Regions from separate parts of the Homo sapiens genome. Here region 2 is linked to region 1. Evidence: chromatin loops called from intact Hi-C (ENCODE). Cell type or tissue: CD4-positive, alpha-beta T cell. All regions are shown on one strand. Links, peaks and the distances in the headings refer to the core of each region. The heading gives the core; the rest is flanking DNA. Region 1 holds the start of LOC105375146 (a long non-coding RNA gene). Region 2 has its middle 750 kb from the start of MGC4859.

Region 1 (16,256 bases), core at 3,520-11,519:
GCTTCAGAGTAGCTGGAATTATAGGCATGAGTCACCATGCCCAGCTACTTTTTGTATTTTTTGTAGAGATGGGATTTCAACACATTGGCCAGGATGGTCTCAAAATTCTGACCTCAGGTGATCTGCCCGCCTTGGCCTCCTAAAGTGGTGGGATTACAGGCATGAGCCACCATGCCTGGTATGGATAGTCTGAATTAAGTAACTTGCTCAAGGCCACTCATATAAAGTTGGTAGAGTTTAGATTTGAATTCAGCTAATCTGTCTTCAGAGTCTGAGCTTTTAAATACTATAGCATTCCACCTCTCTGTAGCAAATTATTGGCAAGAGTGTGAAAGAAATGTTGGTTGTTACATGTACTTCAAATAATTCCTGAAAAAGAGTAAATGCTTTCAACAGAAGCGTGAAATAGGAAATATGGCAGAAGTCTTGTGATCTTTTCAGCCCACAGCAATTCTACATTTTAGTATCATTAATAAGGATGCAAAATGAGAAGGGAAACCTAGAGATGACCAGAGAGTCCATTTCTATAGGAGGAGATGAACCAAACAGACTCATTTTTCTTTTGTGGAGTTCAAAATAAACCAGTAAGTGGTAAACACACAATCTGAGTTGAACAAGAAATGAAAGCATGCCAAGGGCAACAAATCGATTTTTAATTTTTGTGTGTACAGCTTTCCTCTCCTTGGTGTCGCACTGTGATGAATGAGGTGAACAGCAGACCATCTGCAAATTACAAACCCTAGATAAATTATGAGCAGAGTAACAATGCATTAAAACCACAACTTTCTTTTCCAGTAACTGCTTTGGCCTTATTATATGGGATTTTCTGCCCAGAGACACAGAATCTGTGCCATTTAGAGGCTCCTATATGCACTTTAAACTTCAGCCTATATATATTGGTAAAGAGTTAAGTTTAGAGGCCATTTAAATGTGTTAACATTTTGCTACCTTTCCTTCTCCATTTAGCACAATAACCTTCTAACCAGCAAGAATTAGGGAGAGACTGAAGTTTCTTGTAAAATTTTTAAATAATGATTTTCCTTTAAAAAATCAAATATGTGATTGAATAACATTAAAATTATATTCCTCTCTAACATACATTTTAGTTAATTTATTACTTTTTTATTAATTATTTAGATTTTTGAATAACCAGAACACAAAACCTAAATTTATTATAAAGTATTTTACAGATAATTATTTTATTATTATAACTATCATATCATATTTTATAGGCATTTTCTTCCTTCCTTAGTTTTCTTTTTTTTAAAAAAAACTGGCTTACAGTACAGTTCCTCTCTCTACTCTTGGTAGAGCACCTGGCAAAATGCAGCGGAAATGCATTCAGAGAATCGCAGAAATTTAGATATGGAAATAACGGTATAGACCGTATAGTCTAACTTCCTCAGTATGCATGTATTTTTTTAAATAAGGGAAAAAGAAAAAGTGGAAATCTTCTCCTAGCTTACCCACTAGAGGCAGACTACATACATAATATTTTATCCATGCCATGAAAATCTATGCAGGGAAAAAATAAAACCAAAAAAAATGTAACTGTTTACTGACTTTGATAGGTGTCCATGATATATTCATAACTGACATTAAATAAATCAGCATAAAAAACAGTAAAATATGCTTTTAAAAAGTACAGAAAAATATAGGATAATGCAATTACTGTAAAAATAATTAAAATTAAAATAACTCTGTGTATATATTTATACTTCAAATGTGTATCAGTGTACACCACAAACGGCAGCATTTATTCCATGAGAAGGGCAATAGAAGGAAGAAATGAAGATACAATGTTGCTCTTTACTTAAAATTGTCCTGTGTCTACTACATATTAATCTGTAATTAATTTGAAGAACAAAACCTGGGAAAGCAGGGGGAAAAGGAGAGAAGAAAATCAAGATTAGGGAACATTAAAGCAGCTTTGTGACATGGAAAGAGAGAAGGAAAAGGGGATGTTGAGCTTCTAAATGAATAACAGTTGCCTGCCCTGCCATTCCTGTTCAGGTGGTACCCATGGAAAGCTCTGGAATAAATTTAGCTTGAGCTAGTTACACCCTGAGAAACTTCCAGTTTTATCTTCCACAGAACGTAGTGAAGCTGTCTAGTGGAAGTTCACTCCTTTGCTCTTTCATGAAATAAGCGAGAAGAGAAATGACATCAGTTTACCTCTGCTTAACATTTTTCTGTATAATTGGGTACCCCTCATAGGAATTCTAAGTCCCTATCCTGTACCCCTAAATTAGACTGATTCTTAAGGTTCTACAATTTCTCAACCTTTACTTCTTTCCATTCTAAATCCATTAGGTTAAGACCTGTGCAAATATACAATGAAATGTTGGTTTGGCAAGAATCAAAATGGATAATCTGCATCTTCTTTTCTTTTGTAGGTTTTTTAAAAATCTCATGGACGCTGGCTTTTACAAAACTTTTTTTGACAGTAGTGGAGAAGGAGTTTTGGTTCAGAATTTAAGCTGTAGATTATAGAGTAGACAACTGCTAATTACTAAGTTTATTTTCTAGGTTTACTCAGGATAAGATTGAATTCAAATTTCAGTGAACTCTTTGTTTTGGAGGTCTGCTAACAAGGGTCCACAGACCAAATCCAACTCATTCTATCACCTGCAAGCTGAGAATGGCTGACAAAATTCAAAAGAATAATAATACTTTGTGGCACATAAAAATTATGCAAACTACAAATATCAGTGCCCATAAATAAAGTTTTATTGGAACAGCAATGCTCATTCATTTACGTCTTTGGCTGCTTTCAAGCTACTGATATAACAGAAGAGTTGAGAAGTTGGGAAAGAAACAGTATAGACCACAAAGCCTAAAATAATTTCTGACTCTTTACAGAAAAAGTTATATATATATAACATAGATATTATATAATATATATTGTATAGTTTTATATATATATAACTGTTATGTATATATAACAGAGTTTGCAACTGTTATGTATATATAACAGCGTTTGTAACTGTTATGTATGTATAACAGAGTTTGCAACTGTTATGTATATATAACAGAGTTTGCAACTGTTATATATAACAGACACACACACACACACACATATATATAAACAGAGTTTACAACTTTTGAATACATATAACTATGTTATGTATATATAACAGACTGTTTTACCTCAATGGTACTTGAACATTTTTCTAACATTATTTCTTCTTTTCCATGCTTCATCCCTACTCCAAATAGAAATGTAATGACTGAGAAGGACTTTTATCTTCAAGGTTCAGAAACTCTGTCAGATGAGCAATTTCTCTGGACTACTAAACAAATGGTTGAACAATTATTACAAAATTTCAAGGCAAAAGAATACTCAGAAATGTGTTCCATTTTTCTGTCGCTTGTCAGAGTTTTTTTCCTTCAGCTGGGCATTGTCCAGTACATGCAGTTATAGACCAAGACTGATCCCTTTCCATCTGGCTGTAGGGCTCTCCCTCACTTTCACTAAGGTTTTTCCACTTGCTATTATTTTTTTCTAAGAAAAAATTCAATTCCAAATTATACTTACCCTTAATAGCAAAGACCATTCTCTATCATCATCAAAGACAGTTAATAAAAATGGACATCATAGTGACTCAGGCAGGAATGGTAACTCCCCACTCATCCTGTCCTAAGACATTTTTCTCTGTTCTTATTAGAGAAAAGCATTTCCCTCCCCAGACCTTTCTGCACCAGCCAGAAAGCAGTAACTGTGTTTGTTGGTGAGTTTAGAGGAGAACCTATATGTGTGGGCCTCAGCCTTTTGGATTCCCTGTCCACAAAGCCCACCTAGTTTATCTACTCTGCCATCATGCACTTTGCTTGAGTGGTTTCTATTGCTCTTGTAAACAATGCATAAAGTTGTCCAGGGGTGAAATTTTAGGGAGCTTGATTTAACTGTGGCATGTCAGCCACATTTATGCTTAGTAAAAATGATAATCTGATCTCCATTATTCTATCTCAGGTATTATATTTTCAGTTTGGTTTCAACCTTGGGAAGGGTAAAATGGGTCTTGGTAATTTTCTTCCCAGTCCCCAGAAACACATACATAAATATTTACTTATCACCTTATACTGTTTTTACACTCAGAAATCCACTGTCAAATATCATTTTCTACAGGAATCTTGAATTTCAAATGAATTTAATATCAAGTGTTGAAGATATAAAAGAGCTTCTAATGCATGGAGCATCCCCTCCTCCAGTTTCCTCTGTACTAGAAGAGTATTATGTATCAAGAAAAGTCAATTAAAAAAAACAAACTCATTGAGGATTCACTAGATGCAAGGCATTATGCTAGAAAATGCAGTAAACTAAAAATAAAAAATAAAATGAAACCCAAAACTAAAGTTGTGATACGAGACAATATAATAAGTGTCACAGTAAAGAATAAGATAGAACGCTATAGCATTTCAAAGGATAGTGAGGTTAGCCAAATCAGAATAGGTTTTATGTGTTGACTACTCGGATATATCGAACTAAAAGATTTTAATGGGAAGAGAATGCAGGGCGGGGAATTCTGAAAATGAAGAGCTGTATTGTAGAAAGAAGAATACACTTGAAAATATCTTCTCATATCTGTTCTTTTCTTACTGACAATCACAAATATTTTAGCTATGAAGTCTGGGCTTTTCAACAGAGTACACTCTGCTTCTTTGTTTTCTTTCCCCTACTTTTTTAAAGACAGGGTCTCACTCTGTTTGCCAGGTTGGAATGTAGTGGTGCAATCATGGCCCACTCACTGCAGCCTTAACTTCCTCGGCTCAAGTGATCCTCCCACCTCAGCCTCTTAAGTAGCTGGGATCACAGGCACCCCACACCATGCCCAGCTCATTTAAAAAAATTGTAGAGAATGGGTCGCTCTAGTTTGTCCAGCTACTCTTAAAACTCCTGGGCTCAAGTGATCCTCTCACTCGGCCTCTTAAAATGATGGGATCACAGGCGTGAGCCCCCATGCCCAGCCTGCTTCCTGATTCTTTATTCCTGTTTCCCTGAACAGGGTTTTCTATACAGTAGGAAGTCAAGTAGGATCATTTCCCTATTCCATCTGTCCTTCAGGATTGCCAAATTTGGCACAGATTAAGAGACTGTGATAGTGCCTGTCCCAATGATAGGACACGATGATGGTCATAAACAGGATATTTCACTGGGGGAGAAAAATTGAGCTACCAAACTGGATAATTAAGGGAAGCCGCTGAAACATTATCCTATAAAGTTCAGCATTTTTTTTTTTGCAGTGGGCTTGGCCTTATTAAATTGAAAATTGATGGAAACGAATGACTCTTAAAGCCTCCCTACAATCGGTGTGAGAAGCAATAGAAATCCAGGGTTTGCTGCCCTTTGGACTGGGAAAGATGGAATTCCCTGGTTCCTTGTCTTGTGTTTCGTTTCACTTCCCACATTGCCAGGAGGATCATCCTGTTTTCTCTAGTAAGAGGCAGGTCAGATAATCTTCTTTATGGTACACTGCGGGAGAGGCAAACCACTTTTTTAACACGTACTTTGATACTACATAACTGACAGTCCCTCAGTGTTCCTTTGGGGCTCCGACTCTTCAGAGGAACAGCCCACTAAATGCAAGCAAGTGTCAGATATTAACATTGAATTAAAACTGAAGGTAAAAATGGGGACACTGGCATAGTCCTGTCCATGAGCTTGACAGGAAATTTATTTTGCTGTAGCTGAAAAGTAATTAACCTCCACTGTGAGAGAATTCTATTACTAGTAGCTATTCTGCCATGCAAAGTGCACTACATGGAAATGTTACAGGCTATCAAGCAGAAACGGCAGATTTGTCTGCATTTTAAACTGAATTTCCATTACCCTATTCTCTTCTCTTCTGTATCTGTACTTCCACACCACCTTCTCTCTTGTTTTCACTGAAGCTGGAAATTGAGACACATATGAAACTTGAAAAAAGGTTTAAATCAAAAGAGTGCTTATAAGGATTTTGTAAGATGTATTCTTTTTTTCTAGTATTTGGCATTTTTAAACAAATAATGTCCTTTGATGTGCTGGAAAAAATGCAGCATTATGCAAAGATACTCAACCATGAATAATTTTATTATGATCATAGCAAAGAAAATCATAATTCAGTGAATTCTATTTATGTTTTCATCTTCAATGTTATATATACAGATATGCACATATACATATATACATAATCTTTATAAGGAATACGTTTGAGGAAATCTACATATTGTCATTTCTGCTATAATGCTTGTTTTGAAAACAAATTTGTTCCAAAGAAATTGATATATTAAGGAACAATTTGAGCATAATGCAAATTTCATGTGTGATTATGCCTGATTTTGTCAGCGAGAAACACCAAGAGAAGGCAGAAAGCTGCACATGGCTGGACTGAGCCCATCAGTAATACACAAAATGCACACAGGCACACAGTCAACTATCTCTCAGCTACCTCAGTTCATCACACATGTTATGAGCCACAAACACCCACATCTGGTGTTAGAACTTTCCTTCCAATTTCAGATAACCCCCTTCCACGACTCCACAATAACTTACATGTCACAACCCTTCCAAGAGCAGCCTCACCTCATTTCTAAGGTAAAGTTGCATATTTATTGAAGTATTTATGCATTCCTTACGCATTTAACTGTGCTACTATCTTCATTATATTACTACCAGTCTTTCATGTGTCACTGATGAAATTTCTGAGTGTTGTTCTCCTAACTTCTTTTCTCCCCTAAGCCGCTTGTTTTTTATTGCGTAATTTGGCATAGAAACACATATGCTGGATTACAGCAGAACTGACTACACTTCTCTTTTCCTTTTATTATTATGATTAATGTATGTGACTCTTGTTTCATCAATAATGAATGTTTCTGAGTTTGCTATGCATTTGTCACATAGGTACAACAATAGAGTAACAAATCATACTTTATTACACTAGAAAAGAAAGAAGATCTCTTCTCCTAGAAGGCAATTGCTAAGGAGAGGGAAACATAATTTTCGGTATTATTACTGATTTTCTGAAATAATAACAGTGGTCACCATTCATAGACACCTTACCTTGACTTGGAACAGTGCCGTGTCCTTCTTTGTGGATTCCCACACCAACATGGGCAATAGGGTAGGATTATCTTCTTTGTCTTACAAATGAGGAATCCAAGGCTAGAGAGCCCAAACAGCTTGTCCAGTGTTTCCTGAGCTATTCAGAATAGAACAGAAAACTTAGAAGAATTCCAAAGTGAAAACTCAATTCTGCTATCTCTAACATCTTTCTTATTAGCTTCAAATATATCCAAGGCTATTAGAATTTGCACTTACACATTATTGGTTTTAGTCTCCTTATTTATAAAATGAGAAAATGTAGGCTCAGGGGATCCATGCACCTTATCCTAGCTCCCCTGATCAGAACTAGAATTTAGAACCCAGGTCATCTACTCAAAGTTCGTTTCTCCTAGCCTGTTGCATTGTGTTTTAAAATGTCAGGGTGAAAAGATAATGAACTCCTGAGAGGATGTTTGGACTCATACCTACTATATGAAAATTCAGCTAATGAATTGTTTTCTTCCATTCTTAAGTAAAATAATCTACATATGTGTGAACTCCCTAAAATAAGGAGTGGAATGAGGAGCAGCTATGTCACATTTGTGCATTTCCAGAAAAAGAAATAACAAAATCCAGTTCCATATTTTTTCTTGGAACAACATCTAGATGTGGCGTATTTTATGGTAATCACTATTTATAACCTACTATTCTGGGAATTGAACTTTACAAACATGAAAGCCAACTTGTAAATTTTTTCTGACAGAGAATGACACTGAGCATTGGAAAGCAGAAAGTGTTGTACATTCTCTCTGGGATCTGTCACTGTTCATGATCATTAAAGAAGGCAGATGGGATAAACGAATTTCTGTTATTTGACCGTCACAGGGAAGTTGAGATGCAGAACAAAATCACCCCCCTTTTTTTTTTTTTTTGATCCTGAAATACCTAACTGGGCTGTCTGTTTTCACTCTAGGAAAATGCCATGAAGTGGTTGTGGTAGTGGTGGTTCAGTCTATTTTAGATACTAAAAAAGGAAAGCCTTTGCTGAAAATTACAGAGGATGTAAATTTTAAGAATTACAGGCTAATGGCTCCCTTCTTCTCCCCCTTTGCCCACGAGCCATGTGTGTGAATGACAGCTATGGATTGGCAGCATGCTGCCCTCCTTCTCAGGAAGAGATGGCTGATGGCATGTTGCAGGTATGAAATGACTTTGGTTTAATGGTGGGCTATGGGGTATTGGGATTTCTTTCTTTCTTTCTATTAAAGAAAGCAGCACTTTAAAGTTACAAGAAGCTCTAGGATTCAAGATTACTATTATTAATGATAAATGTCTAAATACTGTAGTAATAGAGGTTTTGAATTTGTAATACATTTGGGAAAGATTTCTACTTCTCTTTCCTTTAAAGAAGTTTTTGAGAAAGAATAATTAAAGTTTATAATCTACTATTGTGGAACTATTTAGAAGCCTTTTATTCTGCTTTTACAAATTCTTTTGTGTGAGAAAGAGAGAGGGAGGGAGAGAGAGAGAGAGAGATGATTTGAATTGTAATTGATCAATTTAATTGTCTCATGATTTAACACTCAGTCTTCTCCCCACCCGGCTTACAATCTGTAAAGTTTTTGCCAAGAGTTTAGTTCAAGGGCATATGGAATAAATAAAAAGTGGACTAGGATTCAAAAAAAAAAACTCTTATCAAAATAAGAATTTTTACCTATAGAATGAACTATTGACAAATATTTGAAATAAGTGGTTACTCTGCAAATGTTTATTTTTGTTGTTGTTGTTTGTTTGTTTTAACCTCGATTTGTAAATGATTTTTAGTCCTGAAAACTCCCAATTGACTCCAACTGTAATGTCCTGGGGGATCAATATGTGTGTAGTTAATTGTACACTGGGATTTTTGCCGAGATTAGCAACAGAGAGGGAAGGCCAGAGATCTAATTGGTTCTGGATCTAAAAGCTTCTATTTTACTCTTGAAGAACTAAGAGAAGAACTTTTCATTTTCTTTCAAAGGTTGCAGTGTCTCTCCCTAGTGAATAGATTTCAGATTTCAGAGAGAAATTTAAGATTATTTTTAATTTGTTAAAATCGCAGACAGAATGCAAGTCACTGATGACAAGTCACAAAGAGCAAATGTGAGGACATATGACATTTAAACTTTAAAACAGGAGCAACAGAAAGAGTTGGAAGGGAATAAAGAAGCCAATTCTCTTGAAGATTAACTCATGACCTCAGGCTTAGGTCTGGATGAAAACTGGAATAGAAGCAGTATATGCAGATGATGCGGACAGAGCTATGTAATAGCCATCTATATCAAATTTTAAAATAAAAACATAATTTTCAGGCAAAAAAAAATTATGCATTGGAATAGATAAGAAAACCATGAAGCAAATTTCTTTTCAACAAAGGTATATAGCAAGAGAAATAGATGGGAACTAATTATATAGGAAGATATCTAAGAAACAAATTTTTTAGGATAATTAGGATGAGTCTTTCTTTTCTTTCTTTTTTCTGTTTCCTTCTGGACTAAATGAAGAAAAGCAAGGGAGTCTTTTGTGAAAAATATTCAGGAAAAAGAAGAAAGATGGAAACTCACTTATGAACATCTGTTCTGCAAAGCCACCTGAAAAATAACTGGGTACTAACGTGGAATAAAATGTGCTCAGCGTGAAACTAACCATAAGTAATGTAGTAGCAGGGAGGCAGGAAGAGTGACATAAGGAACTGGCGCCCTATGGAGCATAACTTCTGACTGTCCGAATCCAAGTCACCCCCTCAGCTAATGGGAGGGGAAGTGGGGGCAGGCATTATCCAGGCAAATTGCCCGTGAAGTGGCACAAGTTGCAATTAAATCAAGATCTAGAGATGCAAAAGCCACATTAAAACAAATGAGATTACAAATTAAAGCTTAGGGGTTTTTTAACCCTTTATACAACAGATATGTTTATAACATTGAGATGGATTTTCTTTTAAAAAATGATTCCCCCTTTTAAATTAAAGGGATATTTTATTAATTATGAATATGCAATTTTGAAAATACAATGTAAAATTATGTATTATTCTTGGACTTCTCTTTTATATTAAATTCACGTATTTCTGAGATTATTTTCAACTATTGAAGAGTGTAATCAAATGTTTTAAATTTCCCACAATTCTAAAAATACTTGATTTTTGTATTGGGAATAAGATTATGCCTAAATTTTGCTATTACTCCCAAAAGACACATAATTGGAAAGCACTGATTTCCAAAGAAATTTCACAATCTCTTTTTATTCGAGACCATTTTAAAACATCTTTTGCATAGTTTCATCTTTTAAGGAAATAGGAAAGAAATGATAACTTAGTTACTTTCACAAACATAGTATCTTTTAAAACAAAAACGGCCGGGCGCCGTGGCTCACGCCTGTAATCCCAGCACTTTGGGAGGCGGAGGCAGGTGGATCATGAGATCAGGAGAGATCGAGACCATCCTGGCCAACATGGTGAAACCCTGTCTCTACTAAAAATACAAAAAATTAGCTGGGCATGGTGGCGGGCACCTGTAGTCCCAGCTATTCGGGAGGCTGAGGCAGGAGAATGGCGTGAACCCAGGAGGAGGAGCTTGCAGTGAGCCGAGATGGTGCCACTGCACTCCAGCCTGGGCGACAGAGCCAGACTCTGTCTCAAAAACAAAGCAAAACAAAACAAAAAACAAAAACAAACAAACAAAGACAGGAGAAGGTTAGGGCATCTAAAGTGGTGCATGAGAGATGTTCAAAACAGCAAGCTTTAATGTAAACTTGGAGACAATCTACATAATGCCCCTAAAAGAGAGACAAAAAGAAAAACAAACAAACAATTAAAGAATTTTGCACATAAGCAGAGATCATAGACAGGAAATAGAATACTCTTAGAAGATAAATTAGGAATACTTCATAACTATTATAGAAAATCAAAAGTTAAAATTTACTAAATCAATTTGATAGCAGGGGAAATATTTAGATTCTAACAATCAATTGTTTGTTTTTCTTTTCTTTTTTATCTTTTTGAGACGGAGTCTTGTTCTGTCGCCCATGCTGGAGTGCGGTTGTGCGATCTCGGCTCCATTCTCCTGCCTCAGCCTCCCGAGTAGCTGGGACTACAGAATTGTTTGTTTTTCAACAAATTTTTTTTAGTTCCTAGTATGTGTCAGGTAATATGTTATATACTGGAATAGAATAGTGTTCCACAAGGCAAAATTCATTTGCCTTCCCTTATGAATATTGAATCCATTAGGAAGATAGACACTAAACAGATTGTGTACCTACAACTATTTATGAAAATATATGGGAAATGCTACAAGGAAAAATGGAAGGCACAATGATAATATTTTTAGGGAGCACCTAACTGGTCCTGTAGCCCAGTTATGTTTATGCAGAGACATGAGAGGAGGCAAAAGACAATGTTACTGTATTCCACACAGCTGGACTAGCTACATCATTCTTTCAGTGCTGTTTACTTTAAACGTTTTATTTTAATTAATTATTATTATTATTTTTGGAGACAGGGTCTTGCTCTGTTGCCCAGGCTGGAGTGCAGTGGTACGATCTCAGATCACTGCAGCCTCCACCTACTGGGCTCAAATGATCCTCCCACATCAGCCCCCTAGTAGTTGGGACTACATGCCTGGCTAATTTTTGTATTTTTTGTAGAGATGGGGCTTTGCCATGTTGCACAGGCTGGTATTGAACTTCTAGACTCAAAGAATCCACCCACCTTGGCTTCCCAAGTGCTGGGATTGCGGGCATTAGCCACCATGCCTGGAAACCTTTCAAATCCATCCACCTTTTTCCTCTCCTATGGCTACTATCACATTAGTGCTTGACAAATGATTGGATATTGGGAGTGACGTGGACATGGAGAGATGAGCCAGGGGAAGTTTCAGAAGAAACGCCTTGATGAACACTGGGGCTAACCCTGTCAGATGGCATAGCCCAAGTTAATCATATTTGCAAAGGGGGTGCACCAGAGTCATCTTTTAGAGGCCTCTTTGGGTGACTTTCAAGATGGAAATATCAAAATTCAATTATAGTGATATTCAAAAAAGAAGAGGAAGGTGGGGGGACCTGTAGAAATCTCTCAGCTAATCATAGAGCCCAAAAGAGGCCACATTAGTAGCTCTTTACAACAGACACAAATGAACAGTGCCACAACATTTTAGAATATAAACTAATACATCCAACTTTTTTTAGATTAGAAAACAATTCAACTCTGCTAGATTAGAAACGGTGTTAGATGCAGTATGTTTGAAGAGAAAGAACATCAATAGGTTTTAGAGACAGGAACCCCTAAAGAGAATTCTCAATTATGTTACTTTCTAAGTATCTAAACTTAAAGTCTAACCTTAACCCAATAATTAAAGTTCTCTGAGCCTCGGTTTCCTCACCCATAAAATGAGGATAGTAATATTTATGTTCTAGGTTAGTTGTGTCAATTAATATCTATCAGAGTTCATGTACTCAATAAATGTTAATTTTCTTTGTCTTCCCCACTCAAAGCTGTTTATCAAAACTGGGTACGTAGAATTTGACTAGTGTGATTAAATATGTTAACATTCTCTTGTGGGTGATATTTGACCAGTGTCCTGCTAAAACAGATGATTCATTAAAATTACTCTCTTCAATATATTCAGATACCCCAAAGCCAAAGCAATTGTGCAGTGGTTCTGAAAAAGTTCTACAATTAAGAACAATACATAAAACAACTTGGAATAATTCTTTGTTCAGAAAACATTATGAATCAATATGATAAGCCTGGCATATGAAGAAGAAAAAGCTTTGATACTGAAAAGAATCATTAATGAAGGTACAATTTCAGCAAGATGGTAGAGTAGGAGGTCCCAGCATTGCTTTTTCCCACAAAGAACAAGAATTTGGTAGCTATTTATGAATGAAAATAACTCTGAAAGAGCTCAATGTTCACTTGAGAAAGAACAGCAACCACCCTTCTCCCTTTTCTTTCCCCAGAGCCATCCAACATGCTGCTGCTATGGGTGCTTTGGCCTAGGGACCCAGCATAGCCACTGTGCATGTGCATGCAAATGACCTGGGATTTCCCAGTGTAAGCTCTTGCCCCATTGCCATGCACCAATAGCTAACACCTGTATGTAGGCTCGTTCATGCCACTAACACCAGCCTCCATAGCTGCATGTGCAAAAGCAGCCAACTCTACCGCCTAATGTTTGCTGAAAGTCATAGCTGGTTCCTGTAGTTGAATGTGCATATACAACTCCAGTTCATGCCCTCAGAAACCTACAAACACATAGCTGGTCTGACCCCTGTTGCCAGCCTACAGTTGACTTTGCAATTGTGCACATGCATACTACCAGCCTCCAACAAAACTCACGCACCACAGTTTACTCCAGCCCCTGCCTCTAATTCTGTACCGTACCACCATGCACAAGGCTGCAGCTGGCACTCTGCTGCTACGCATGTGCTGTCAGCCAACATCTGCAGCAGAATGTGTACACACAAGTTCTGGCTCCCCTCACTTCCTGCCCCAGCACCTTGCTGCTGAACCCAAGTTGTTGCTAAGGACACTAAGAGCCCTTATGGCCACTGTGGACCTCCTACAGCCCTCACCACCAAGGATCACACAGTTGTTGACATCCCAGATTTCAGTTGTCTAACTCAATATGACACCATGTCCAGCTGGACCTGGAGTCACCACAGACCCACAAACTTGGCAACCTACACCACTAGATCTGTGGCCACAGTGTGCCCCAGAGTGACCCATTTCCCCTGGCACCAGATGAAGGCTTTTTATTACCAAAACTAATATATACTGCCTGGAAAATGTGACTACGTTTTTCAAATGAGCACCTTTTCAGGGTGACAAGTATCACAAAAAATCAGGGAAACATGACATCACTACAGGAAGAAAATAATTTTTCAATAACTGGCCTCAAAGAATTGGAGTTCCATAAATTGCCCGACAATTAGAAAGAATTGTTTAAAGAAGCTCAGTGAACTATAAGATTATCCAGAGTAAATTTTTTGATGAATTCTGGGAAAAAATACAGGAACAAACAAGAATGTCAACAAAGAGTTAGAATACAAAAGCACCCCAGAAAATTCAGAGCTACAGAATACAATGAGTAAAATAAATGCAAACAGAGAGCTTCAAGAACAGACTGTACTACGTAGAAGAAAGCATAAGTGAACTTGAAAACAAATCATTTTGTCAGAGGAGAAAAAAACAGGAAAAAATGACAAAGAATGAAAAAAGCCTACAGAATCTGTGGGATACCATTAAGCCATTAAGACAGCTAAGTTTTGCATACTAGGAGTTTCTGAAGAAGAGAGAGAAAAATAGAGACACGTGTAAAATGCTTTTTTAAAAGAAATAACGCCTTAAAAATTCCAAAGTCTGAGAAAAAATATGAATATCCAGATTCATGAAACTAAAAGATCTCCAATCAGATTCAATCCAAAGAAGAGTTCCCCAAGATACATTTTAATCAAACTGTCAAAAATCAAAGGCAAAGAAAATATTTTGTAAGCAACAATATTGAAAAAGCATATTACAGACAAGGGAACTTTGATACGGTTAAAGAAGTTTTCTCAGCAAAACTTTGCAGGACAGGAGAGACTGGAACTCAAAGAGTTGGAAAAAGCAACAAAAATTATTAAGAGTATTACAACAAACAAACTATTCTTTGAAGATGAAGGAGAGATAAAGACAGTAACAGATAAGCAAAAGCTGAGGGAGATCATCACCACTAGACTTGCCTTACAATAAATACTAAAGGGAGTTCTTTAAGCATAAACAAAAGGTGGAGAATTAGTAACATAAAACCATATGAAAGTTTAAATTCACTGGTACAGGTAAATATATAATCAACTTGAGTATACTCTACTGCTGTAGTAGTGGTGTGTAGATCACTGATAACTGATAACTAGTGTAAAAAGGTACTATAAATAACCACAGCCTACTCTTGTCGCTTGTACTTAACATTATACTGGAAGTACCAGCAGGAGTGATCAGACAAGAAAAGAAGAAAGGCATCAAAATTGGAAAAAAAGAAGTAAAATTATCCCTGTTTGTAGATCATATGATCTTTCACGTAGAAATTCTAAAGATCACACAAAAAATGTTAGAACTAATAAATGAACTCAGAAACACTGCAGGATACAAACTTAAAATACAACAATTATTTGCACTTCTTCACCTAAATAATAACTATCCAAAAAAAAATTAAGAAAGCAATCTCTTTTATAATAGCATCAAAAAGAGTAAAATATTTAACAGTACATTTAACTAAGGAGATAAAAAATTTGTACACTGCAATCTATAAAATACTGATAAAATGAAGAAGAAACAAATAAAATGATATTCAGTGCTCATGGACTGAACAAATTAATATTGTTGAAATGTTCATACTACCCAATGTAACTTATATATTTAGTTTAATACCTATCAAAATTGAAAGGACAGTTTTCACAGAAATAGAAAAAACATCTTAAAATTTGTATAATACCACAAAAGTTCCTGAATTGTCAGAGCAATCTTAAGACAAAGAATAAAACGAGAGGCACCACGCTTCCTGATTTCAAAAGATACTACGAAGCCATAGGAACCAAAATAGTATGTCTCTGGCATGAAAATGCCGACCAGTGGAACAGAATAAAGCCCAGAAATAATCCCAAGCATGTATGATCAACTAATTTTCAACAAGGGCACTATGAAAAAAAAAATGAGGAAAGAAGAATCTCTTAAATAACTGCTGAAGAGAAAACTGGTTATCCACATGCAAAAGAATGAAATTGGACCGTATGTGTAAAAATAAATTTAACATACATGACAGACCTAAACATGAGACACCTAGATGAAAATATAGGGCATATGCTTGACAACATTGATCTCAGCAATGATTTTTTATATGATCACCAAAGTACAAGCAACAAAAACAAAACTGAACAAGTAGACTACATTAAATTTAAAGGCTTTTGTACAGCAAAATTAACAATGAGCAAAACAAAAAAGCATCCCAGAGATTGAGTGAAAATATTTGTGAACCATATATCTAACAGAGTTACCTTCCAAAATATATAACAAACTCTCACAATTCAATTACAAAAAAACAAATGATTTAATTTTAAAATGGGCAAAGGAACTGACATTTTGTATGTTTTCATTTGAGAAATATCTATTCCTCAAGATTTACAAATGACAAACAGGTATTTAAAAAGGTGCTCAATTTCTGTTATCACA
Region 2 (16,256 bases), core at 3,381-11,380, 71 kb before region 1:
GAAATTAGCTAGTAACCATGTCTTCCGCTACTCTCATCTCCTCACCATCTCATTGTAAAGATAGAGCAGAGTAATAAGAACATCTGTACACATTCTTTCAGGTTTGAATTAATTCATTCCACAAATACTTACAGAGCACTCCTATGTATAAAGCACATTGTTAAGGACCTGGAAAAAAAAGCTAAATAAGACTGAGATATTTTATTCCAGGTGCTTAGCAATGTGTTTTGTGTCCAGGAGTATTCTTTCTGAGGAATGTGTGCAGAACACATTTAAATAATTCTAACATTCACAAATCCTTTTTGAAAAAAATTTTAAAAGTAATAATCATAATAACAAACTACAATAGCTAAAATTTTTGCTATGCCAGTTTTTCTGATACTTTCACACAAATTACTTCATTTCACCTTGATTATTATTGTATAAACCAGGTTTTGGTTTACAAGAAAAGAAAAAAAAACTCTAGTTTCTAAAAAGAATTTCCTTAGGAAAAGTTTGTGTGAGAAGCTAATAGAGTTAATAGGAGGTTTAGAGATGATGTTTGAAAAAATAGGAAACAAGGGTATTCATGGGTTTAAGCAGTAAGAGTCAGAGTCATGATTATGTCCCTCTTCTTCCAGTGCTCATCTCCTGGCCCTCCTACATCCTCAATCCTCTCCACTGTGATGAATCTGGCCTCTAAATATCCTCTCTGCTTTGTTTTACACTCTCTAAAGTTCTGTGGTCAGCCTCTGATTTGTCACACTTTGGACATATGTTCCCTTCAGTTCATTCTCAAGTGAAGGAAGATAAAGATCTCTGTTCTTTTGGGTTAGATTGTGAGAGTGAGCAGAGAAAGGTATGGTCGTACTAAGACCATAGACTATGAAGAATTTGCATAGGAGTAAATCAAGATACCACTAGAAAAAATGGAAAAGGATACAGAAAAGTCAAAAAGTTTCAAATTGTTTCCAAGAATTAGAGGATCTATTTTGCAGATAAAGAAACTGAAGCATACAGAAATAAAGTAAATTGCTTAATGTGAGCAAACTAGGGAAGGCAGGAGCTAAATTTGAAACAAATATATACATATATTTGATTGCAAAGCCTGTGTTCTTACCGTATCTGTCACTTCCTTTATGTTTGATTAATTGAATTAAAAATATGTTTTATATTATGATTTTATTTAAATTTATTTTAGGGTAATTATATTTAATAAAATATATTCTTAAGTTAGCATTTTTTGAATATGATTTAAATCTAAATGTAGTTCATAAAATGACAATTATTGTAATTATTAGCATCACAATGCTGTGGGAAAGGGCTTTCAAATGCCACCAATTCACATAATCAAGTTTTTTATGTAATAAGCAAAATTAAAGATGGGCTTCCCGCACAGCAGAGCAGATTTCAAATCTTAGCTTTACCACCTACTACCTGTATGTCCTCATAGAAACTAATATAATTTTTTAAAAGATTATTGTCTTATCTATAAAATATTTAGAACCCAGGGATATATAACATATAAAATGAAAAATATTAACCTATATATAAAAGCCATAAAATATTATTTTAAGGAACATATGAATAACAGTTGTATTTCCCTTTCCTTTTGCAATTTTGTTAAAAGAAAAATGAAGAGTGACAATTTTTTGTGTGTGTACATATCCAAATAATAGCAGAATTATCACTTTACTTTTTTAAACATATCAGTTATGGCAAATTTATATCTCATTATTCTACTTGACACTTTGAGGAAGGTTGATATTAATGAAATAATATGTTCTTGAACTGGTTGAAAACAGGTGCTGAAATTCATAATGTTATGAAAGTCATGCAAATGAAAGGCAATCAAAAAACATTTTGTGTATTACATTTGACCCAAAGTTGTTTTTACCTATGTGGCAATTCTTAAAATGACCTCAAGAAATGGTCATGGATCTTTTAAACTCTTGGAATAGTTAAGACGACTTTCAAGTAAAGATAGAAAAGAAGGGCAAAAGTATCCATGACATGAAGCAGGAATAAGCATCCCACTGAAGATCCATGGACACTTGTCATCTCAGGCATTCTCGGGCTTCTTTGGTGAAAATGTTTACTAAAGCTTGCTTTCTATATTTATTAACCATTACTTATCATAAGGCAGTAAAAACAGAATGGCTCGATTTTCTAAGCTTCAATTTAGTCATTGAAGTAATAATAATAATAATAATAAAATCCTGACAAGTCTGGCATCATGATACATAAAACATTGAGCAGTCATCAGCCTCAAGGGAGACTGAATCTCACAAATCTGCAGTGACAAATTGTTTTATGAAAGTTTGCATCACTTCGTTCTAAAAGCAGAGACACCCTAGAGGCAAAATAGCTCTTACTGCTCCCTGAAAAGTCTCAATTTTGGACCTTATCCATTTGATGTAATCGTTTGGGGTTTTGAGATTTAGAGTGAACTGTGGAACTCTTGTTTTTCTTTGCCTGGAAAATTGACTAAATAGACATCTTGTTCAGGTGCCAGTAATGAACAGAGATTGGATTTTTGTATGAGGTAGACTGGTTTCTGAAGAAAAGTAATGGTGTTATTCCCCAAGATGGAGATGGTTGATATTGTTCTTGTCAGTGAAAGAATAACAGTAAATTCCAAGGACTAGTTCTTTTTGATGATCCGTCATTATCAACTTAGAAGTTGGGTCCCTGATTGATAGTGTATATCCTATTGTGCCTGTAAGAGAGAGATTTTTGCTTTTAAATCAGAAAGTTGTTAGAGATACTTTTTCTTTCCTTATATAATTGTAATATTTTAAAAAATATTCTTTACCTAAAAGCTGAGGATGTATAGATATAGATATATGCATACAGTGAAAAGCACCCATAATTGCATATTTTAGAAATAAAATGTTGCACTTTGGAGTATTTCCTTAACTTTTTTTCTATGCATATGTACTCAATTTTAGAAAAATGGGATCATTCTCCACTGTCACCTGTTTAATGTATTGTTGATAATTTATCTATATAGAGATTGATATAATAATTTTACTGGCTAATTTGTATTCTATAGTAAAGATGTGTCACACTTTACATTACAAAGACTTTATTGGTGAATATTTGGATTGCTTGTTTTTCACAATCACTAATGATAGCTATTTTAACATTCTAAAATAATAGCTATTTAACATGTTGTAATTGTGCTACAACATTACAATGGCTACAAATTTACTAGGCAATTGGAATTTTTCAGCTCCATTATAATCTTATGGGACAACTGTAGTGAGAATGTGCGTGTGTGTGTGTGTGTGTGTGTGCGCGCATATCCCATTGATTTTGTTTCTCTAGAGAGCAATGACTAACACATATTTTAACCCTGAGAGTAGGTCTAGAAAAACAGAATGGTAATAATAATTTTCTGAATTGATTCTGGGGTTTTTGAAATTGGCTCTCTAATCTGATTACAGTTAAAGACACTAAAGACTCTATTTCCAGTAGTAAAGAGAGCAGCAACATTCCATGGCATGATCTGGCGATAGAGATACACAAAATCTTTACTGGAGACTTCAGATTAGCAATTTATAAGAAGCAATGAGTTGAGAGACTATCTGTGTGATACTTGCAAATATTGTTTGGAAAACTAATGAATATAATTGAGGTTAGCTAGTTGCTTCTAATATCACTGGTCAAAATGGTACCAAAACAATGAGGTCAGAGATTCAAACTCATGGCCCAAGGGCTGCATAAATGATCAGTAACCTTTCATGTGTGCTCTAAAAGAAATGCTTATGTCCTGTAGACTCAGGAATTAGATTGCTAAAAATCAAGCATAGATTCTCGTCCTAGAACTGGCTGGATTATAATGCAAATTGAACTCCTAGCCTTGCAGAATGTTTACTGCTAAAATGAGGGCATTGTTTAGAAAAGAATGGAATCCTGTATGTTGAGATGAGGATGTGGGTGTAGACCATGATGAAGCTGACCACACTGAACTTCGAAATTCTGATCAGTCTTCTTTGCCAGTGTATGTGACCTCTCTATTCTAGGCAGAATTGCGTTCCTCGTTCTAGTGGAAGAGACTCTCTACCCCTAGCTGTGTAGCTCCTCTATTCTCAGTAGTTGCAGCCTCTTCACCTGAATTCTGAGAGAAATCATTCTGTATTGTGTGAGGAAGTTGTGGTGACCTCTTCTGAGGCAGTTTCCTTGGAAGGGAATGCTGATTCATTTCAGGATCCACCCGCACCACACTTCTTTATGTCTAGACCTATAACTAGACTCAAGTCCCAGTAGGGCCCCAGAGGTGAAGTACAAAGTGTGAGGAAGTGAGCTAAACACCAAAAAAACACTTGAGTTCTATAATTTATTTGCACAGACAGAAATCCAGTGAACATGTGTGGGAAGGGATGCTAGAGGAGTGAGGTAATGGTGAAAGAAGCATAAAGCTGAACCAAGCTGAATTTATTGATATGGGCCCACTAAGCAGAAATTCTGGATTTAATATTGCAGCTTGGGGAGTTAGAAAGGGCTCTCACAGTTTGGGTGGTTGACTGAAACATGGGTCAAAAGGTGGCCCACAGTGAGCAACTTATAGATGCCATGCCTTCCTTGGTTTAATGTAGAGCAAGCCATTTAATTCTTAGGGAGATTAGAATCTTAGAATGGATTTGTCATTGAAGACCTCACCCACACTGGTGAAGTCCAGAAGAGATAACTTTCACCAAAATTGTGAGAAATACATTGTGAGGGAGGACCCAGCATCCTTAAAAAGCTCTTTGATCACTGTTCTCTGTAGGACAAACCTCACAGTGGAAACTGCAGTTACCAAATTGGAAAACATAAATACAATGAGAGTAATTGGGTCTTGGGACACCAGGGGCCAAGTGTTGGCACTCAGCCTTCAAAGACAAAGTGGATATGGTCACCATAACAGACAGCAGAGATGAAGATGCAATCAGAACAGCCTGACTCACACAGACTAATCGTGTTGGCTACTTGGTCACAGTGTTTCTAAAAGTGAAATAGGAAGCCTACTAAATTCTTACTTGATTTGTATAGGGAGAAAAAATTATAGGAAACAAATCTGACCTGAATCAAAAACATAGAGTCACAGTTTGTCAATCAATTACTAGACTTGAGCTTGTTTATAGACCCAAAACCCCTTGAATAAAGGAGAGACTGGGTCCTCTTGAGGAAGAATCTGGGTACAATACCAAAAATTTATATTGTTAATCCTTCTCCCAGCTTCCTCCAAAGAGATTTACTGCCTTTTATCAGGATAACTCTATATTGGGCAAAAGGAAATAATCATACCTTTGGGAGATTACTGGGCACTGACTCTGAACTGATGCTTATTTCAGGAGACTCAAAATGTGACTGTGGTCCACTAGGCAAAGTAGAAGTTTTTGGAAGCCAGATGATCAATGGTATTTTAGCTCAGGGACATCTCATAGTAGGCCCAGTGCATCCCTAAGCCCATCCTGTGGTTATTTCCCCACTTCTGGAATGCATAATTGGAATGGAAATAGTAACTGGCACAATCCTCACACTGGTTTTTGACCTGTGGAGTAAGAGCTATTTTGGTGGGGAAGGTCAAGTAGAAAATACTACAACTGCCTTTACCTAGAAAAATAGTAAACCATAATAAACACAACATTCATGGAAGAATTTCAGAGATTATTACCACCATCAAGGATGTGAAAGATACTAGGATAATGATTTCTACTAAATCTCCACTCAGCTCTATTTGACTTGAGCAAAACCTAGATGGATCTTGGGGAATTACAGTAGAGTATCACAAGCTTAACTAGGTGGTAACTCCAACTACACCTGCTGTACCAACCGTGGTTTTATTGCTTGAGCAAATTAACACATCTTCTGGTACCTGGTATGCAGATATTGGTCTAGCAAATGCCTTTTTCTCCATCCTTGTCAATAAGGCCCACCAGAAACAGCTTTCTTTCAGCTAGCAAGGCCAGAGATACACCTTCACTGTACTGCCTTAGGGGTATATTAACTCTCCAGCCCTATTTATAATTTAGTTTGCAGGGATCTTAATCACCTTTTCCTTCCACAAGTGATCACACTGATCCATTACATTGATGACATTATGCTGATTGGACTTAGTGAACAAGAAATACCAACTACTCTAGACTTGGTAAGACGCTCACATGCCAAAGGGTGGGGAATAAATCTGACAAAAATTCACAATTTTTTAATGTCATTGAAATTTCTAGGAGTCCAATGGTGTGGGACATGTTGAAATATTCCTTCTAAGGTTAAAGGATAAGTTTCTATATCTGGACCCTTTTACAACAAAAAAGGTACAATGACTAGTAATTCCTTTTGGATTTTGGAGGTAACATATTTCTCATTCGGGTGTTACCCTAATCTATTTGCCAAATGACTCAAAAAGCTGCTAGATTTTTATGGGACCCAGAACAGGAGAAGGCTCTGCAACAGATCTAGACTGCTGTACAAGCTTCTCTGCTTCTTGGGCCATATGATCTGCAGATCCAATGGTGCTTGAAATGTCAGTGGCAGATAGGAATGCTCTTTGGAGACAATACCAGGCCCTTTTTTGTGAATAATAGCAAAGATCTTCAGAATTTTGGAGAAATACCTGGCCATTCTCCACAGAAAATGCCTCCCTTTGATAAATAGCTCCTGGCCTGCTACTGAGCAACAGTAGAGACTGAGCATTTAACCATGGGCCTCCAAGTTACCATGTGACCTGAACTGCCTATCATTAACTAGGTGTTATCTGACCCACTGAGCCATAAAGTGAGTGTACACAGCAGCACTGCATCATCAAACAGAAATGGTATATACATAATAAGGCTTGAACAGGTACAAGTATGTTACATGAAGAAGTGGCCCAAATACTCATAGTCCCCACTGCTGATATACAAGCCTTTCTCTCTCAGCTTGCATCTGTGGCCTCATGGGAAGTTTCCTATGCAGTTGACAGACAAATAGAAGCCTTGGGCCTGGTTTATAAATCTGCATAATATGCAGGCATCCCCTGAAAATGGACAGCTATAGTACTACAGTCCCTTCCTGGGACATCCTAAAGGATAGTGGTGAAGGGAACTCCTCCCAGTGAATATAAATTTAAGCAGTTCCCTTGTTACACACTTTACTTAGAAGGAGAAATATCCAGACTTATGATTATATGCAAATTCATGGACTGTGTTTAATTGTTTGGCTGGATGGTCAGGGCTTAGAAGGGATATAATAGAAAAACTGATGACAAAGAAAATTGGGAAACAAATTGGGGGACGAGGTAAGTAGATACATCTCTTTAAATGGAAAACAACATGAAGATATTTGTATCCCATGTGAATACTCACCAAAGGGTGATTTCAGATGAAGAGGATTTCAGTAATCAAGCAGATAGGATTACCTATTCTGTGGATACCAGACAGCATGTTTCCCCAGCTACTCCTGTCGTTGCCCGGTGTGTTCATGAACAAAGTGGCTATGGAAGCAGGAATAGAGATTATGCATGAGCTCAGCAACATTGACAGTCACGCACCAATGCCAAATTTCCTATGGTTACCTTTGAATGCACAACCTGTCAGCAATTGAGACCCCAGTATGGCGCCATTTTCTGGGGTATGATCAGCCTGCTCCCTGGTGGTAGGTTGATTATATCGGATTGCTTCCATCATGTAAGAGGCAATGTTTTCTTATTGAAATAGGCACTTACTCTGGACACAAATTTGCCTTCCCTGCACACAATGCTTCTGCTAAAACTACCACTCACAGACTTTCAGAATGCTGTATCCACTCTCATGATATTCCATACAGCATTACCTGATTACGGAGTTTACTTCACAGCAAAAGACTGTGGTAATGGTCTCTTCGCCATGGAATTCACTGTTTTTACCATGCACCCTCCCATCCCTCATCTTGAAGCAGCTGGTTTGATAGAACAGTGAAATGGCCTTTTGATGACCAGCTAGGTGGCTATCATTTGTCAGAATGGGACAGAGTTCTTCAGAAGACTGCATGCTTTCTGAACTATCATTCAATATTCGGTTCTGTTTCTCCGATATCCAAGATTCATGGGTCCAGGAATCAAGGCATGGTAATGGGAATGACACTACTCATTCACATTCAGTGACCTACTAGCAAAATTCTTGCTTCCTGTTCCTGTAACCTTAAGCTCTGCTGGCCAGAGGTCTTAGTTCTAGAGGCAGTAATTCTTCTACCAAGAGACACAACCAACAATGACTTCATTGAACTGGAAGTTAAGACTGCTGCCTAGCCACTTTGGGCTCCTCAAGCCTTGAATCAAGAGGTAAAGAAGGGAGTCACAGAGCTGGCTGAAGTGAGTAATTGATCCTGACAAAGGGAAATTAGACAATTACTCCACAATAAAGGTAAGGAAGAGTATATCTGGAATACAAGAGATTCATTAGGGTGTCTCTTACTATTACCGTGCCCTGTGATTAAGGTCAATGGAAAACTATAATAATCCAATCCAGGAAAAACTACTAATGCCCCAGAACCCTCAGGTATGAAGGTCTGGGTCATCCCACCAGGTAGAGAACCACTGCCAGTTGAGGTGCTTGCTGACGGCAAAAGAAATAAGTAGTAGGATAAGTAGTTATAAATACCAGCTATAAACACATGACTAGTTACAGAAACAAGGACTGTAACTGTCATGAGTATTTTCTTCTTAGTTTGTTATAAATACAGCTGTGTGTATCAAATTTATTTATTTTCTTTCCATTTTATTCCTTTATTATGTAATATAAGCTATATTGACTCTATATCACAGTATTTAAGTATTGTTAATTTTACATCATAGTATTTAAGTTATGGGATATCAAAGAGATGAATTAATAAAACTCAAAGACATTACCTCCTCTTTTGGGGAAAGAGATCATGTGTCTTCAGTTGTGTGCAGGACGGTTGTATCAAGTTAAGCAGACTTATGATTTATGATCTTGTTATTATCTTATTTGGAGAGTAACTATGGCTTAAGGAGATGTGTATGGGTGCCAAGTTAGCAAGGAGTAGACTTGTGCTGGTTAATTATATGCGTTAACTTATTGGGCCATATGATACTGAGATATCTGGTGAAACATTTCTGGTGTGTCCATGAGGGTGTTTATAGATGAGATTAGGATTTGAATCAGGGACATCGGTTTTCTCCTGCCCTTGACCTGAGATTTGCATTATCAGCTCCACTCATTATTACACCTCTGGACTTGAACTGAATGATACCACCTGCTTTCTTTGGTCTCCAGATTGCTGATTGTGGGACTTCTCAAACTTCAGAATCATGTAAGCCAATTCCTCATACTAAATCTCTTTACTCTACAGGTATAAATATACTCGTGTATGTATGTAAATCTTTCAGGAGAACACTTATTACTAACAGTAAGCAAATACACAACAAACCATTCTTAATCCTACTTCTCTCCCCATATGCAACCATATTTCCAAAAAAATTTCTGCAAAGAGTTTTCTGTTCTCCTTATTCCTCTCCTCCTCTCCTGACTCTTCGCCAATTAGTTAAACCTCTTGACAAGTTTTCAAAGGCCTATTTTGTTAGGTTTAATTTAATTTAAATTTATTTTATTTTATATGTAATATAGTGTATCCTATCTATTTTTTTCTCACAGGTTTTTGCTTGTCTTTTTAGTATTTTTTTGTTAAATAGACTGTTTAGATTTTGTTATGTTTAAATTAAATTAAACTTAATTTAATTTAAATTCTCAGTCCTGGCTTTACTTGAACAAATGGCAGACTTTGATATATTCAGTCCCACCCTTTCTTTTGGAATGCTTTATTTACTTCCCTTTCTTCCCACTTCACACCTTTACTTGTCTTTTCCCCAACTTTTAAAATTTACAGTGGCCCAGTGTTCAATTCTAGGTCCCCTCCTCTCTGCATAATTCAGATTCATATATTAACTATCTCCTGGAAAGAAAGGAGGAGACACTACTTGGGAATTTTGTTTGTTTCTTTGTTTGAGAAGGAGTCTCGCTCTGTCGCCCAGGCTGGAGTGCAGTGGCGTGATGGCGACTCACTGCAACCTCCACCTCCTGGGTTCAAGCCATTTTCCTGCCTCAGCCTCTCAAGTAGCAGGGATAGCAGGCACCTGGCACCACCCCCAGGTAATTTTTTGTATTTTTAGTAGAGATGGGTTTTCACCATGTTAGCCAGGATGGTCTCGATCTCCTGACCTCGTGATCTGCCCGCCTCGGCCTCCCAAAGTGCTGGGATTACAGGCGTGAGCCACTGCGCCTGGCCAATATTTGGGTATTTTACAGGCACCTCAAATTTAACAGATTCACAATTGAATTTCTGGTATTCTCCTATTAACCTTTTCCTGATATGAACTTTTCATCTCAGAAAATAGCAACTTCATATTGCCAGTTACTTAGGCTAACTCCAGAGCAAATTTGAACTCATCCTTGACACTTCCCTTTTGTCATACTCCACATGTAATATATTAGTTAATGCTATGACACAATCAACAGAATATACAAAGAATCTGGCTATGTATCAGAATTTCTGCTGCTACACCCTGATCTGTACCATTAGTATCTCTCACCTGGATCATTACTGTAGACTTCTATCTAGTCTCCCAATTTCTGCATTATTTTCCTGCACTCTATTCTTCACACAGCCAAAATGATCTTATCAAAATAGAAGTATATTTTTCATTCTTTTTTCTTGTTCTGTGACCTGTCTTAATATGTTCTTTTTCTCTATTGTAATTTGTTTTTATTAATTTACAGAAGTTCTTTATATAGTATATACGTATCTTTTTTCATATGTAGTATAGTGTTTCCTATATTTTATTTTTCCTATATTTTATATGTAATATAGTGTGTACTATCTTTTTTTTTCTCACAGGTTTTTGCTTGTCTTTGTTAAATAGACTATTCAGATTTTGTTATGTTTAAATTTATCATTTTTTACTGACTTATTCATTGAGGGACTTGCCTAAGAAATACTTGCTGTTCATGGAGATCATAAATATATTAACTTATATTTTCTTCTAATAATTTTTAAACAGTAATATTTCAAATTGGAGTTTTAAATAGAACTGGATCTGGAATTTAGTTTTTGAATATTTTGGTAGATAGGATGCCTTCAGCATATAAAAATTAAGTTACCACCATATCAGATACTGAATAGTTTACCCTTTCTTAACTGGTTTCTTATGCTGTATTTGACATACACTAAGTTCCCATATATGTATGTTTACAGGCACTCTTCCTTTGATTTACTTGTCTATTTCTGAGCTAATTTCAGACGTTTAAAATCAGTTGTTTAATGTTAGTCCAAAACCATCTCTTATTTTATTTTTAGGATTTGACTTGGCTAGTTTGAAATGTATTATGTATAGGAGTCAATTTGGGAAATACCGTGAAAAATTATATTGAAATTCAGATTGAAGGTCCCTTTAATTTGTATTTGAACCTGAGGCTTAATCAACATTTGTGACAGTGTGTCTTCTCATTCAGTAGCAGGGTATGTATTTCATTTTTTTGCCAAGTCTTTTTTGTTACAATATTTTATAATCCATAGTGATTTTGTACATTTTATCTTGAATTTATTCTGAGGCATTCTATAGATATTTAATCTTTGGTACTTTGGGTCAGTTTTATCATTTTTGAAGGAATCAAATTTCTTTATTTACTTTTTAACTTTTATTTTAGTTTCAGGGATACATGTGAAGATTTGTTATATAGGTAAACTCATGTTACAGGGGTTTGTTGTACACATTATTTTGTCACCCAGGTACTAACTCTAGTACCCAAAAGTTGTTTTTTCTGCTCCTCTCCAGCACCCCCCTGACAAGACCCCAATGTTTGCTGTTCCCTTTTTTGTGTCCATGAGTTCTCATCATTTAGTTCCCACTTATAAGTGAGAACATGTGGTATTTGGTTTCCTGTTTTTGTGTTAGTTTGCTAAGAATAATACCTTGCAGCTCCAGCCATATTCCTGCAAAGACATGATCTCATTCTTTTTTATGGCTGCATAATATTCCATGGTTCATATGTACCACATTTTCTTTATGCAGTCTATCACTGATGGACATTTGGGTTGATTCCATGTGTTTGCTGTTGTGAGTAAAGCTGCAATAAACATTTACATGCATGTGTCTTTAAGATAGAATGATTTATATTCCTCTGGGTATATACCTACTAATGAGATTGGTGTGTCCAATGGTAGTTCTGTTTTTGACTCTTTGAGGAATTGCCATACTGCTTTCCACAATGGTTGAACTAATTTACACTCCCACCAACAATGTATAAGTGTTCCCTTTTCTCCGCAACTCACCAGCATCTGTTATTTCTATGCAGAAGATTCAAATTGGATCCCTTCCTTAAACCATATAGAAAAATCAACTCAAGATGGATTAAAGACTTAAATGTAAAACCCAAAACTATAAAAATCCTGGAAGACAACCTAGGCAATACTATCCTGGACGTAGGAACAGGCACAGATTTCATGACTATGCCAAAAGCAGTTGCAACAAAAGCAAAAAATTGACAAATGGGACTTAATTAAACTAAAGAGCTTCTGCACAGGAAAATAAACTATCATCAGAGTGAACAATCTACAGAATGCTAGAAAACACTTGTAAACTATGCATCTGACAGAGGTCTAATATCCAGCATCCATAAGGAAGTTAAGCAAACTTACAAGAAAAAAACAAAACAAAGAAACAACCCCAGTGAAAAGTGGTCAAAGGACATGAACAGACTTTTTTCTAAAGAAGACATACATGCGGCCAACAAGGATATGAAAAAAGCTCAATATCACTGATCATTATATAAATGCAAATCACAACCACAGTGAGATGCCATCTAACACCAGTCAGAATGGCTATTATTAAAAAGGGTCCGTTCTATTTTTTAACATAACATTTATAATGGTTCTTGCTGGCGCAGAGGAAGCATTGATTTTTATGTAAACTTTTTTATTAAAGTATAACACATATAAATCCTTAAAATCATAATTGCACAGTTTATTACATTTTCACAAAATGAACACCCTAGCACCCACAGCAAGAAGTGGGTTATTACAAGAACCTCCAAAGTCCTCTTCTGCTCCCTTCCAATTACAGCTTTTCCTCTGCCCCAAATAACTACTATGTTGATTTCTAATCTATACATTAGTTTTGCCTGATTTTGAGATTTAAATAAATGGAATCACACTGTGTATTCTTTGTGTCTGTTTCTTTGGCTCAATTATTTAATAGTCATAAATGAAATGACTATGCATGTATATGTCTATTTCTGAACTTTCCTTAGTACGTTCATCTATCTTTAGGCTAACTCTGTGCTTGTTAATTTTTGTAGCTTCATAATAAGTTTTAAGATAGGGTAGGGTAGCTTCTGAACTTTTTCTTCTTCATCATTGTCTTGGTTATACCAGATACATTGCATTTTCATATACATTTTTTGTCACTGGATAGATAGCATAAGAATGTGCTAGGCTTTTGACTGGGATGGAATTAAATGTTTATGTCAAATTGTAAAAGTAAAAGTGAAATCTTAAAAATACTAGGTTTTCCAATTCATGAATATAGAATTACCCTTCATTTATCTTGTTTAATTTGTCTTACTCATGTTTAGTTATTTTCATTGTAGAGATGTTGGGCTTTTTTTGTTATATTTATTCGTAGATATTTGATGTTTTTTATTCTATTGTAAGTGGTATTTTTATTTCACCTGTCAGTTTTTTCTAGTTTATAAAAATAAAGTCACTTTCATATATGATATTTTAATTATTATTATAGTTATGAATGACTCAATGCTTTAGTTTTCCAAGATTATATTAAAAATGTAAATTCTGATATATTTGGCTTTTGAAAAGTAACTTGTTTCCAAAATAAACCTCAGAATGGTTACACTCCTAAAACTTTAAAAATGCTTGCCACATAATAGGTGATTTATAAATTATTGGTGAATGAATAATAATTCTTTTTACAACTATCAAGGATAACATAATTCATTAAATGATTCTTGAAAATAAATTCTGTGGGCTTACCGCACATATTTTGTGTAACGTTATGCTTCGTGAAACAGGCATGGTTTATTGCTTACAAATTATCCATTCTTCTCTTTTTCTTTAGTATCCATGTGCTGACTTTATTTGGAGTAGCAATGTGCATATCCCTAAGTAATAGATAATGCGTTGCTTACAACTGGAAAGGACTAAGTTCTGCACAATCAAATTTATGGTGATATCTGATGTCCTGTTAAAAGGAGTGAACTATTTCTGGGCCCTTCCTTCCCCTTCCACCATGCTTTTACTTTGAGCCTAGACTTGGTGTCCTGAGCTATACCAGTCTTTGTAACCAGAAGCCATTAAACATGAGGTGAGATGCTAGCATGCTTTTGGTGGCTAAGGGAAGTAGAAACAGATGAGGCTACTATGTCATCACTGAAAACCAGAAGGAATGCCAGCAACTGTGTATCTATGGATTTTTTCATATGTGAAGAAAAGAACCCCTCTTTGTTCAACTTTCAGTTAGTCAAGTATCTATTACTTGAAAATAAATACATTCTCAACTGATTTGCTTAGTTTGTTACCTATGTGGATAGTATGGAAACTATCTGACCAAATATAACACTTACAAATAAATTGATCCATAATACTGATAGAATCCAGAGATAACTTAATATGTAAAACTAAGTTAAATGGGAATAAACATTGAATGATGCAACATTAAAACTTAAATTGTAAATACAAATGTTCTCATTTTTAAAGATTTTCTAATAATATACAACTTATTCTATAAGGTTGAACGTGAGTTCTGTTCTTCTAAAGCTTCCTATAATAATCAAATCTTAATATTTTAAATATTAAAAAAATTTAATAACAATTATTATTGTAAATGTGTCACAGCTTGAGCTAACATAATCACTTTATGGTCCTCTTTTCCTGTGTATGTTCTACCTCTTCTTTCATATACAAATATGGCAAATAGCATGTACAAATGCCACCTCTTTTCTCTGTTGTTGCCATGGCAGACATTCCAAAATGATCATGGCACAATTTTTCTATAAACTCAGATATAGCCTATGTTCCTATACAACACAGATATCTAGGCAATTACGACCAATTCCTGAGAGTTGGAATGCTGAACATAACTTATTATCCATGACTATGCTCAAGTATAAACTCCAGAAAATTATAAAGTTTTTCAGTTTTATCTTTGTTTCTCAGATGCAATTTTTTCTCTTTTTGCATGTATCCAATTGATTGTTGGTAATGGATCAGCAGTGAAATAGCATTGCAAGGGCATCCCAACCTACAATACAGATGCTTTTGCAAGACCATGAATATATCAAAATTGCTAACACTTTAACAAAGCATATATGAAAATTTAGATAAATTGTGGTTCCCCAAATCACCTAATTTATGCTAGACTTGGAATATTAATATATTCTATGTCTCATGAATAGGTATTACTTTTCTAATCTATTACATATGCTGCTATACAGTTAGTCCAACTAAGTTTTTTTCTGATTTTTTTGTACACTCTGTACTTTACCATTTTTATGCATTTGTGCAAACTTTGTCTTCATCCTGGAATGCCTTATGTACAAATCATAGTCACCAGCCACACATCAGTTCACTTGTGCCATTTCTATATGGCTTTATGCAGCTCCTCAACAAAAATGACTCTACTTCCTATGTTTCAATGTCATTTTCTTAATATCATTATTTTAGTACACATTTTTTTCTTGACTGTCTTATGTTACTTGTATGTATCTTAATTATTTTAACTAGATTGTAAATATGCTAAGCATTCACATGCTGTCCACTCTTTATGTATGTCTCATATTATCAAGCATGATGTCTCTTGGGTACAATTGGATAGATATGTCATCTGGTGTATTAATTGCTATGCAGCAAATTATCCCAAAACTCAGGAGATTAAGATAAATATTATCTGACAATTTCTGTGAACCAGAATTCTGGGAGAGCCTTAGCTGAGTAGTTCTGACTCAAGGTCCCACATGAGGTGTATTGTGGCCACAGTTTTATCTGGAGAGTTGACTAGGGAAGGATCCACTTCCAAACTCACTTTTCTGGTTATTGACAGCGTCTGTTTTTTTCACTGGCTGTTAGCCAAGGACTTCAGTGCTTTGCCACAGTGGCCTCTTCTGGGAATGTTTGGAATGGAATATGGCTTCCCTCAGAGTGAACCATCAGAAAGCTGGGCCGGCAGTGGTAGGAGTGGGGAAGAAAGAGAGAGAGAGGGACCAAGACTGAAGCTACAGGCTTTTCATAATCAGATGTCAAAGGTG

Evidence for each region. Hi-C counts contacts between places; a loop is a spot of excess contacts. Peaks named below come from ENCODE experiments on the same cell type or tissue, not always from the same donor. Only the 100,000 strongest peaks of a DNase experiment are listed, where the experiment ranks them.
Region 2: it touches region 1 in a loop (6-fold over the local background); 2 of 110 quality-filtered maps call a loop at or near these places.

What each region holds. Positions count from the first base shown.
Region 1 is chr7:9,952,207-9,968,462 of GRCh38, reverse strand. LOC105375146 (a long non-coding RNA gene) reads right to left here and starts at 7,513. Exons shown (of 4, transcript NR_187856.1): 1 at 7,298-7,513; 2 at 7,040-7,178. In CD4-positive, alpha-beta T cell, for the core only: no CTCF peak of the experiment used is centred there; no DNase peak of the experiment used is centred there.
Region 2 is chr7:10,022,997-10,039,252 of GRCh38, reverse strand. No RefSeq gene overlaps it. Among named protein-coding and RNA genes, the nearest start is that of MGC4859, 750 kb to the left of the region's middle. RefSeq lists a silencer at 16,017-16,256 and an enhancer at 16,017-16,256. In CD4-positive, alpha-beta T cell, for the core only: no CTCF peak of the experiment used is centred there; no DNase peak of the experiment used is centred there.